Regions from separate parts of the Homo sapiens genome. Here regions 2 and 3 are each linked to region 1. A link is a contact called in ENCODE Hi-C or POLR2A ChIA-PET data. All regions are on one chromosome and are shown on one strand. The core of a region is the stretch at or near the end of the contact, and the rest is flanking DNA. Distances in the headings are between cores, read along the strand shown. Region 1 holds the start of CEP83 (centrosomal protein 83). Region 2 holds the start of UBE2N (ubiquitin conjugating enzyme E2 N). Region 3 holds the start of EEA1 (early endosome antigen 1).

The links. A loop is a pair of places that touch in the nucleus more often than their neighbours do. ChIA-PET counts read pairs that join two places held with the same protein, here RNA polymerase II (POLR2A). Pooled maps may share reads with other maps.
Region 2: a loop to region 1 is called in a map of CD4-positive, alpha-beta T cell, with 13 times the contacts of the local background. The contact joins the promoter of UBE2N here to the promoter of CEP83 in region 1. A Hi-C loop is called at or near these places in 6 of 168 maps with a recorded cell type or tissue (B cell, CD4-positive, alpha-beta T cell, CD4-positive, alpha-beta memory T cell and 2 more), 1 of 37 single-sample maps with no recorded cell type and 15 of 50 pooled maps.
Region 3: a loop to region 1 is called in a map of CD8-positive, alpha-beta T cell, with 7 times the contacts of the local background. The contact joins the promoter of EEA1 here to the promoter of CEP83 in region 1. A Hi-C loop is called at or near these places in 4 of 168 maps with a recorded cell type or tissue (CD4-positive, alpha-beta memory T cell, CD8-positive, alpha-beta T cell and naive thymus-derived CD4-positive, alpha-beta T cell) and 13 of 50 pooled maps. POLR2A ChIA-PET finds 5 or more read pairs at or near these places in 1 of 52 experiments (OCI-LY7).

What each region holds. Positions count from the first base shown.
Region 1 is chr12:94,458,493-94,461,192 of GRCh38, reverse strand. It overlaps CEP83 (centrosomal protein 83), which reads left to right and starts at 1,326. Exons shown (of 17, transcript NM_016122.3): 1 at 1,326-1,636. CEP83-DT (CEP83 divergent transcript) reads right to left here and starts at 1,190. Exons shown (of 1, transcript NR_027035.1): 1 at 1-1,190. RefSeq lists an enhancer at 860-909.
Region 2 is chr12:93,440,697-93,443,465 of GRCh38, reverse strand. UBE2N (ubiquitin conjugating enzyme E2 N) reads left to right here and starts at 1,519. Exons shown (of 4, transcript NM_003348.4): 1 at 1,519-1,611. The coding sequence starts at 1,582. RefSeq lists silencers at 1,114-1,573, 1,654-1,863, 2,014-2,153, 2,184-2,303 and an enhancer at 984-1,621.
Region 3 is chr12:92,927,783-92,930,621 of GRCh38, reverse strand. It overlaps EEA1 (early endosome antigen 1), which reads left to right and starts at 1,327. Exons shown (of 29, transcript NM_003566.4): 1 at 1,327-1,579. The coding sequence starts at 1,556. RefSeq lists a silencer at 858-1,937.

The DNA.
Region 1 (2,700 bases), core at 77-2,576:
GTTTAAAAGTAATGGTTTTGGGCAACTCTGTGAAATGGAGATAACAATTGCACCTACCTTACAGAAATGTTAGAGTTAAATAAGATAACCTGAAAAAGTACTCCAGTACTTGCCACACAAATGCTCAGCAAATGTGAGCTACTGTTATTATACTAAACACGCACACATACATGAGAATTTCTGGATTCTCTATTCTATCTCCCATGTCTCATCTATGTAATCCATCCAGCAACATTCCATTACCAACTCGCTGTCCTTTTTTTCCCTCCTCTTAAGAGACACGGTCCTTTCTAATGGCCCGTTTTCCCTCATTTCAACAACAACAAAATCACCTCTCAGTTGTCCAATAATAACTACAGCCTGAAAATCATAATCTTGGGGGTAAAAATAAGCTGTACTTCACAAAGCAGTGAGAATCAAAGCCCAACCAAGGCACTGAACAAACGCTGGGGATGGGAAGGTGTCTGTTTCTTCCAACACGTATTTTGAAAGGCTGACCGCCTACTTTGTTTCAGACTTTGGATGATCATGGAAGTTCTCAAAAGCTAGCAACTCCTCTTCCAACTATTGTTTACAGCCTTAAGACAAGTAGTTCCCCATGTGACCCCAGGTGGGCCCTGAACTTGGGATAACCAGGACAGGAGACTTGGAGCAGGAGGTGCGGGGGCGAGGAGGGCTCTCTCCCGGGCGATTGGTCCTAACCCGAGGTTCCCTCGTGGCAAGCTGAGCCGACTCCCCACTCGTGGGCTGATGCCCGAGGCAGACGCGGCAGGCAGGCGGCTTCGGGAGCGCATATCTGCACCCATGGGGACGATGGCAGGCTGGCGAAGGGAGAGAGGTGGCGGCAGGACTACCATTTGAGGCTCTCAAATGGTGTGGGGAAGAGGGAAGGAGAGGCGCGAAAAGGAGGAAAACCCCTGGAGACGCTGTGTCGGGCGGAGGCTAGGGAGACCGGCTTCGCGCTCCAACGACGCGCATCACTCAGACTCCAAGGCAAGTGCCCGGGGCTAGATTTTCCGTCCCCTGGGGCTCTGGGGATCTCTGAGTCCATCCCAGGGCCCTCCAGGAACGCCTTCGGGAGCGCAGCCCGGCCCCGCCGCTGCCGCTGTCACCCGTGGCCGCTCCCGCCTCGGTTCGTTTGTCTCCTCCCTCTAACGGCTCCGGCAGCAACCGGCGTCGGTGGCGTGGGTGACGTCGGCGTGGGGGGTGGGACTTCCTGCTTCGCGTGCCGCTGGGCCAAGGGACAGAGCCCGCTCCTCCAGGCTGGTGGGGCGGTGCGATGAGGCGGCTTCTGGGCCATACGTCAGCACGTGGGGTGGCGCCGCACCCCTGAGGATCCCGGTCCACGCGGAGGAGTGGGGCTTTTCACCGCCGCCGCCGCCGCCCTCGGACCTCTCCCGGGATACTTCACATTTCCCTAGGGACGGGAGCCCGAGGGGTCCGTTCGGCCCTCTTCCTCTCGCTGGGCCGACACCCCGCTGTAGGACCGTAACCCTTAGTCCCAATGCCTCCGTAAGCGGAGTTGAGTGGGTGCCTGTGGTTGGAGCTGTGGAGGTGTCCCCGGTGGCGAGCGCGGCCAGAACTGCGGTCACTTAAGTTTTCCGTGTGCGGGTTGCAAGGAGCGTGCGTGCGTCTGGTATGTAACCTCTCTTTCTGGGGACGGTGTCTTGTTTGTATTTTGGAATACTCATTTTGTCCCTCCACAAACTGCCCTTGAATCCTTTTTTTATTTTCCTGTTAAAGTAGTGGAAGCTCGTGCTAGAAAAGTAGGCAGAGAGACGCACGTGAAACTCTTCATGGAGCTTTTGGATGCACTCTGGCTTGGTGGTTGTGTAGCCAGTTTGGTAATTGGCCAGACGTTTAAGTACCTCCAGCTTAATTTACGATGAAAAAGCTATGCTACCATTTTCCTTGGCTTTGAAGACAATTTGAATGAACAGTGATGTCGACTGTCATTACTGAGATAAACACCTAAAATATGTTAGCATATGCTGGGTTTAAATACTTTGGTTAATCCTCAGTGTCCAACTTTTGACCATAATCAATGGGCATTTTGCTCTTAAGAATATCCACTGCTAAGTATTTGTAAAGCCTTTAGTTAGCTGAAATGAGGAAGCTCTTTCAAATCTTACAGATCTCTAGGATAAGGAAAGACTTGTCTGAATTTCGTGTATATGATATATACTTCATAATCTGTTCAGACTTTAAGCAGCTCTAAAACAGAGTGGGTTGTTAAAGCAGTGCTTCTGTTACCAAGCAACATGTCTGTAAACAAGTCTGACATTTAACTAAAACACAATTAAAGGTATCTATCCTACAGTTACCTGGATTTAGAATTTTCCATATTTATGAATTTAGCCTGTAAGTGGTTAGAATTAATACTCACCTTTTGTATTGAGGTTTGATTTCAAACTCAGTTTGTTCAGAATTGTTAGAATGCTTTATTTATTTATTTATGACTGAGTCTCACTCTGTCGCCCAGGCTGGAGTGCAGTAGCGCGATCTCGGCTCACTGCAACCTCCGCCTCCTGGGTTCAAGCGATTCTCCTGCCTCAGCCTCCCGAGTAGCTGGGATTACAGGTGCGTGCCACCATGCCCGGCTAATTTTTTTATTTTAGTAGAGATGGGGTTTCACCATGTTGGCCAGGCTGGTCTCAAACTCCCGACCTCAGGTGATCCGCCCACCTCGGCCTCCCAAAG
Region 2 (2,769 bases), core at 270-2,769, 1.0 Mb after region 1:
TTAATAATAGAGACTACTTCATCTGTTTCATAATTGAATGATGTATTAAATTTATTAACCATTTAGCATCGTGCCAGCACAAAATATTTCTTATTGTTCTTAGTAGGTTTCTTGTATTCAGAGTTCCAGTTTCTTTAGTGCACTATTTTTTCTCTCTCATAGCTCAATGCCATTTCACAGGCCATTTCCTATGCTTGGCATACTCTTCCCTACAAGGTCAGGTAGGTTCTTACTCATCATTGAGGACTTCACTTATTTAAGAAGGCTTCCCTGAGTTCTCAAGCAGTTAATGCCTCTCTGCTAAAATAGCACCTTGGAGGAACCTGTATTACAGACAGCCCTTAACACATTGGATTGTAACTAATTGTTTACTGGTCTCTCTTCTCCATTGGAATCTAAGTTCCTGGAAGGCACGGTCAGTCTTGTCTTCATTTATTCACCATCTACTGTCTGTTAGTGTGCTAGGAAACACTGTGGTTAAGTAGTTAAGGGCCAGGTCTTGGCGGATCTGCCTGGGGACAAAACAGCTCCTTGGAAAAGGTTAACTATCTAAGCCTCATTTGTAAAATGGAAACAACACCTCCTCACGATTGCTGTGAAGATGAAGTAAAGTGCTTGCAAACAGTCCATCACACAGCAAACCATCCGTCATCAGGATAAAACGCTTCCCCAACAATTCAATTTTCGGGCACCCCCACTCTAATTCTCTCATAGGACCTCGCACTCTATAGGTAATCTCTGCTTTACGGATTACTCTGGGTTCTTTAAACCTCTCCTTGGTCATTCGTCCTGTTAACAATTCTGAGTCTCAACCTTTAGGTCTAGGCGTTCAGAACCATTCTTCCCGCCTCCAACTCGCTCCAAACCCTTTTCCTTCAGCCTACCCTGGGCCTAGGGGCGTGTCAGAGGTCCGATTTATACAATTTAAACATCAAAACTCCCCCAACAGCGTGTGAGTAACTGGAGAGACCCCCAGTCAGAGCTTTGCCACCGAGTTTCGGTCTTGCCCTCCCTTTGAGGAAGGAGCAAGACGATGAGCCCCACCTCAGTCGTTCACTGCAGAGCCAGCAGGGAACGCGCGCAATGCAGGCTGAGCTGAAAGAACGAACGCGTGAGCTGAAAGAACGAACGCGTGAATGAATGAATGGGATACGTCGTAGGCCAGGCCTCTGTTACGTCGTCCACCGGCGCGGGCGTGGCCACGGTTAAGAGAGACGCGCGCGCAGTCGCGCGCGGGTCGTGCCGTACCACCGTCGCGGGCAGGCTCGGCCACGAGCGCCAGAGCCCCGCGCCTCCCCTCGCGGCCTGTCCCAAGTCCCTGCCCCGCAACAGAGCGTCACTTCCGCCATCCCCGGCAGCGGTTGGGGCGGGGCGCACGGGGGAGGGGGCCAGGTCGGAGGGAAGCCCGCCCGTGCCCGAGCCCGCGCCCGAGCAGGGACTACATTTCCCGAGGGGCCTCGGCGGCGGCTGCGGCGACGGGCGCGGCAACGTCCCCCGGAAGTGGAGCCCGGGACTTCCACTCGTGCGTGAGGCGAGAGGAGCCGGAGACGAGACCAGAGGCCGAACTCGGGTTCTGACAAGATGGCCGGGCTGCCCCGCAGGATCATCAAGGTAACCGCCCAGGCCGGCCTCCAGCTCTTCGCTCTGCTCTCGTCGGCTCAGCTGGGCAGGCAGCGCGGCCTCTCGCCTCCTTCGGCCCGCGGCCCGCTCTGGGAGGCCCGAGGCGGCGCGGAGAGGGGTTGGCCGCGGCGGCGAGGGAAGTCGGGTGCTGAGGAGGGGGCGCCGGGGAGACTTCCGGCCGCGGCGGGGCAGCCGGACAGCGGGGACCCGGGGCTTCCAGGCGGCTGCCCGGCGGGCCAGGGAGTGCTGTCCCACGCCCCGGCGGAGGGTGGGGCGGCAAGGCTGGGGGTCTCTGGGCTTGGGCGCGGGCCTCCATAGCTTCTGAGACCACCCCCCCGCCGGAGGCCGCGGGCGCGCGGGAATCGCGGCGGGGCTCGGGCGCCTGGTGGGGATTGTGGCCCGACAAGGTCCCTCGGCAGCCAAGCCCCTCTTCTCCGCCCCGACGGGGCCGCGGAGGTGCGGCAACCGCGGGTGCAGAATGAATGAACCGGGAGGGTCAGGCCGGGCGGGGCCCTGCGCCCCGGGAAGTGGCTCTGGGAGGCCCGCGCGTCCTGCCGCGGTCAGCACATGCTCGCCCCTGGTTGCCGCGGCTGCCTGGGTCCCGGGACGTGGGGGCCCCGCGCCCCGCTGCCCTTGCTTCCGCGATCTCTCTCTTCTGAATACGTTTCCGCTCGTTTATCTCTGCGAAGTGATTTTACTCTGGTTGGCAAACTCTTTCAGAGCTGTTCCGAGGAAATAGTTTTAACACAAGGCTGGGGGAGGGCCGCAGTTATGGGGGATTCTCTTTCTCTCTCCTCTTCTCTCCTCTCCTCTCTTTTTCGTAGATATGAGGCCTCGCTATAGTGCCCAGGCGGCTTCCAAAACTCCTGGCTTCAGAGATCTTCCTACCTTGGCCTCTGTGGGGGATCTCGTGAAATCTTTTGCCCCTCAATTTTGTGCGTTTTAATTATTAATTGGCTGTTTATGAATACTGTGTTTTGACAAGTATGTATGGAACCATGACATTTTCGATTCTTTGATTTTGTAAAGTCTTAAGGAAATATCGACAAGTCTTCAGACGTGAGATATTCCTTGTCATCACAACAACTAAACCTTAAATTTTTGTGTCGGTTTTTATGAAGGAAATTAGTTGCACATTTATGTGACTAA
Region 3 (2,839 bases), core at 78-2,577, 1.5 Mb after region 1:
GACCGTGCTGCTGCACCATCGAGAGACACACACACACATAATAAAAAACCAAATATATTTGGGATAGAAATATCATATTACATTATATAATGCATTATACTTTACAAAACATTTTCCTATTCATTAACTGATTTGCAAATAATATTTAATTTTGTGCTGCTTTTCAAAAGATCTGGAAGTGCTTTCCAAAAAGCACTCCATTCATTGCTTCATAGGCTTCATTCAGTGGTCTGTTGGTTTTTTCTTTTTTTTTTTTTTTCCCTCCCAGCAAGGTTAGTTCCATTATTCCCTCTCCTTCCCTATTCAAGCAATATTAAAGGCTTCTCTTTTTCTACCAGGGTGTTAAGTTGAGCCTCTTGGCTGTGAATATTGGCAGAATGGTAGGACGCAGAAGCTGTGATTTCTCGAGTTAAATAATGACATCGTGCCTGGAGGTCAGTTCAAAGACCACGTCGTTTTGGCACGATATTTATCTGTGACCTCATTTTCTTCTTAATCTATAAAACAGAGGCGTTAATGACAATTTACTTCATAAATCGATTATCAGAATAGGACTTAAAATTCCTTAGGAGGTCAAGCACGGGCTTTAGAAAGTGCAACATGTGAACATCAGCCTATTAAAAATTGTTTTGATCTAGAAAAGACAACCTCAAACTTCTCTTGCCAATTCAAATTCCAGCTTCTTCCTACCCTTCTTTTCTAAATCTTTGCTTTCTCTTTGGCTGAAATTAGAAGCAGGAAGGGAGCAGGGAAAGGAAACCTGGGACTGGAAAAGGGCAGGGAAGCCCAACAGACCGGTTAAGCACGTCTGAGATTCTCTAGTCGGCTTCAACCCAGGGGCTAAGAGGCAGAGTCAGCGTTTCCAGCAGAAACTAGCATATAGCTCAGGCTCAATACCACGTCGAGTCAGGAGCCATCGCCGGAAGGGTCACACCGACACATTTTACAAAACAGCCTAAGGCGTCCCCTCCTCCCGCCTGGGTCAGGGAGGGACACCCCCAGGGGTCCTCGCCCGCCTCCCACTAGCGGGCACGCGGTCGTCGCGCGGGCGCGGCCCTCTGACGGAGCCCAGGCGTGCACTCCGCAGCCTCGGCGTCCCCCAGCTAGCCGGAAGAAGCTGCGGCGACAGCGTCCTGCCGCCTGTCTGTCACGCAGCCGCCCACGTTGCCACCGCTTCCGATTGGTCGCTGGCCTGGACCGGCCCCCTTCAGCCCCGCCTCCCGCGAATGGACAGGCGAGGGGCGGGCCCGCCACCGCCCCGCCCCCCGGCGGCCGCGGGCGGGCCCGCCCATCTGTCAGTTACGGGGGCTGCCCGGCGGGCGGGCTGGAGGCGCTCGCAGGCTGCCTAGTCGTTCGCTCGCTCTCTCTCGCGTGCTCCCTCTCGCCGCCTGTGGGGAAGTCGGGGCCGCCCGAGCGGCCGTCGCCACCGCCTCGCCCCGACCTCCTTCCCGGTCCCCTCCCGGCCCAGTCCCTCCCGCCCGCGCACCCCGAGTAGTGAGTGGCCCCGCGCAGGGTCTGGAGAGTCACCGCGGCGGCGCCGGGTGGTGGTTAAACCATGTTAAGGAGGATTTTACAGAGGGTAAGAGAGTGAAACCGTCTTTCTGGCAGCACGTGAGCGGGACAGCCGGAGCTCGGGGCCGCGGCGCGGGCGCCCCTCCTCAGCGCGGGCTCCTTCCTTCCCTAGGCCCCACAGCCCGGCAGGCGCTTAGGCCTCGGTCGCCCGGCCCGGGGGCGGGGAGGGCGGGTGGGGCCGGCGCGGCGGGGCGGCAGGCAGAGCCCTGGTGGCCCCGCGCGTCCAGGCCTGGCGCCCGCTCCGGCGCGGGGCTCCGTGTGTGCGAGCGGGCTGCGAGCTGGAGGGTGTGGTGCCGGCGCGTTCCTCCCGGGAACCCTGAGTGGGAGTGAAAATGGAGAGTTGGTGCCCGTGGGACGGGCCAGCCGCCGCCTGCCGGGCTGGAGAACGCCCCATGGGAGATTCGGGCGGCTTGCTTCGCCTTTCCCCACCCGCCGCACTCCCCGTGCCCCCCAATTTGACACGATGCGCACCTGCCACACACGGCCCTGCTTTCTCCTTTGGACCACAGTGGAGGGTGGTGTGGTGAGCCCCGGCCTAGCCTGGGCCCAGGCGTGGGACTGACACTGGCACAGTCAGCCGAGAAGGAAGATGTTACTCACTGTTGGAAACTTTTTTTTTAATTAAAAATATGTTTTCTGTGCAAGCCCCACTACCTTATTTTAGCTATCCAAGAATAAATCCGCAGTAAGCTTGATCAAGTGGTATATACACTTAGTTTCTGCCTGTGCTGTCTCTGAAATCTGGAAAACCTTGAGGATAGAAAGATTAGAGCATTAGAAAACTGTAGGTGTATCATTTAAGAATCAGTTACTAGAATAACATAATTCACATCTCTTTTCCTGTAAGAGTTATTGTACCTGTCAACTTAAATTTGTTTTTTTTTTTTGGTATAGCTTTTTTCTTTTCTTTTTGAGGCTGATAGGGTGTAACAAAATGTAAATGATTGAAAAGTAGGTGCCGAGCCTATTAGTTCTTTACCGAGGGAGTAGGATAACTAGTTCAAAGGACAAAAGAAATTAGTGAATTTGTAGGATTCAGCCGAGGAATGTGCGGAAGAGAGTTGAGTCATCCAGTAGATAGGAAGGGAGTGCTCTTGCTTCTGCCTAGCTTTCTCCTGAAAGAATGAAGTCATGTGAAACTTGGTCAGTTATTAGAGGGAGAAATAGTTAACTTCTTTATCTGACAACCTGTGTTGACATTTAATTGTATTTTGCAGTGTTTTGTGAATTTTGAAATCCCGGTAAGCGATGATTTTGGCAGTAACAA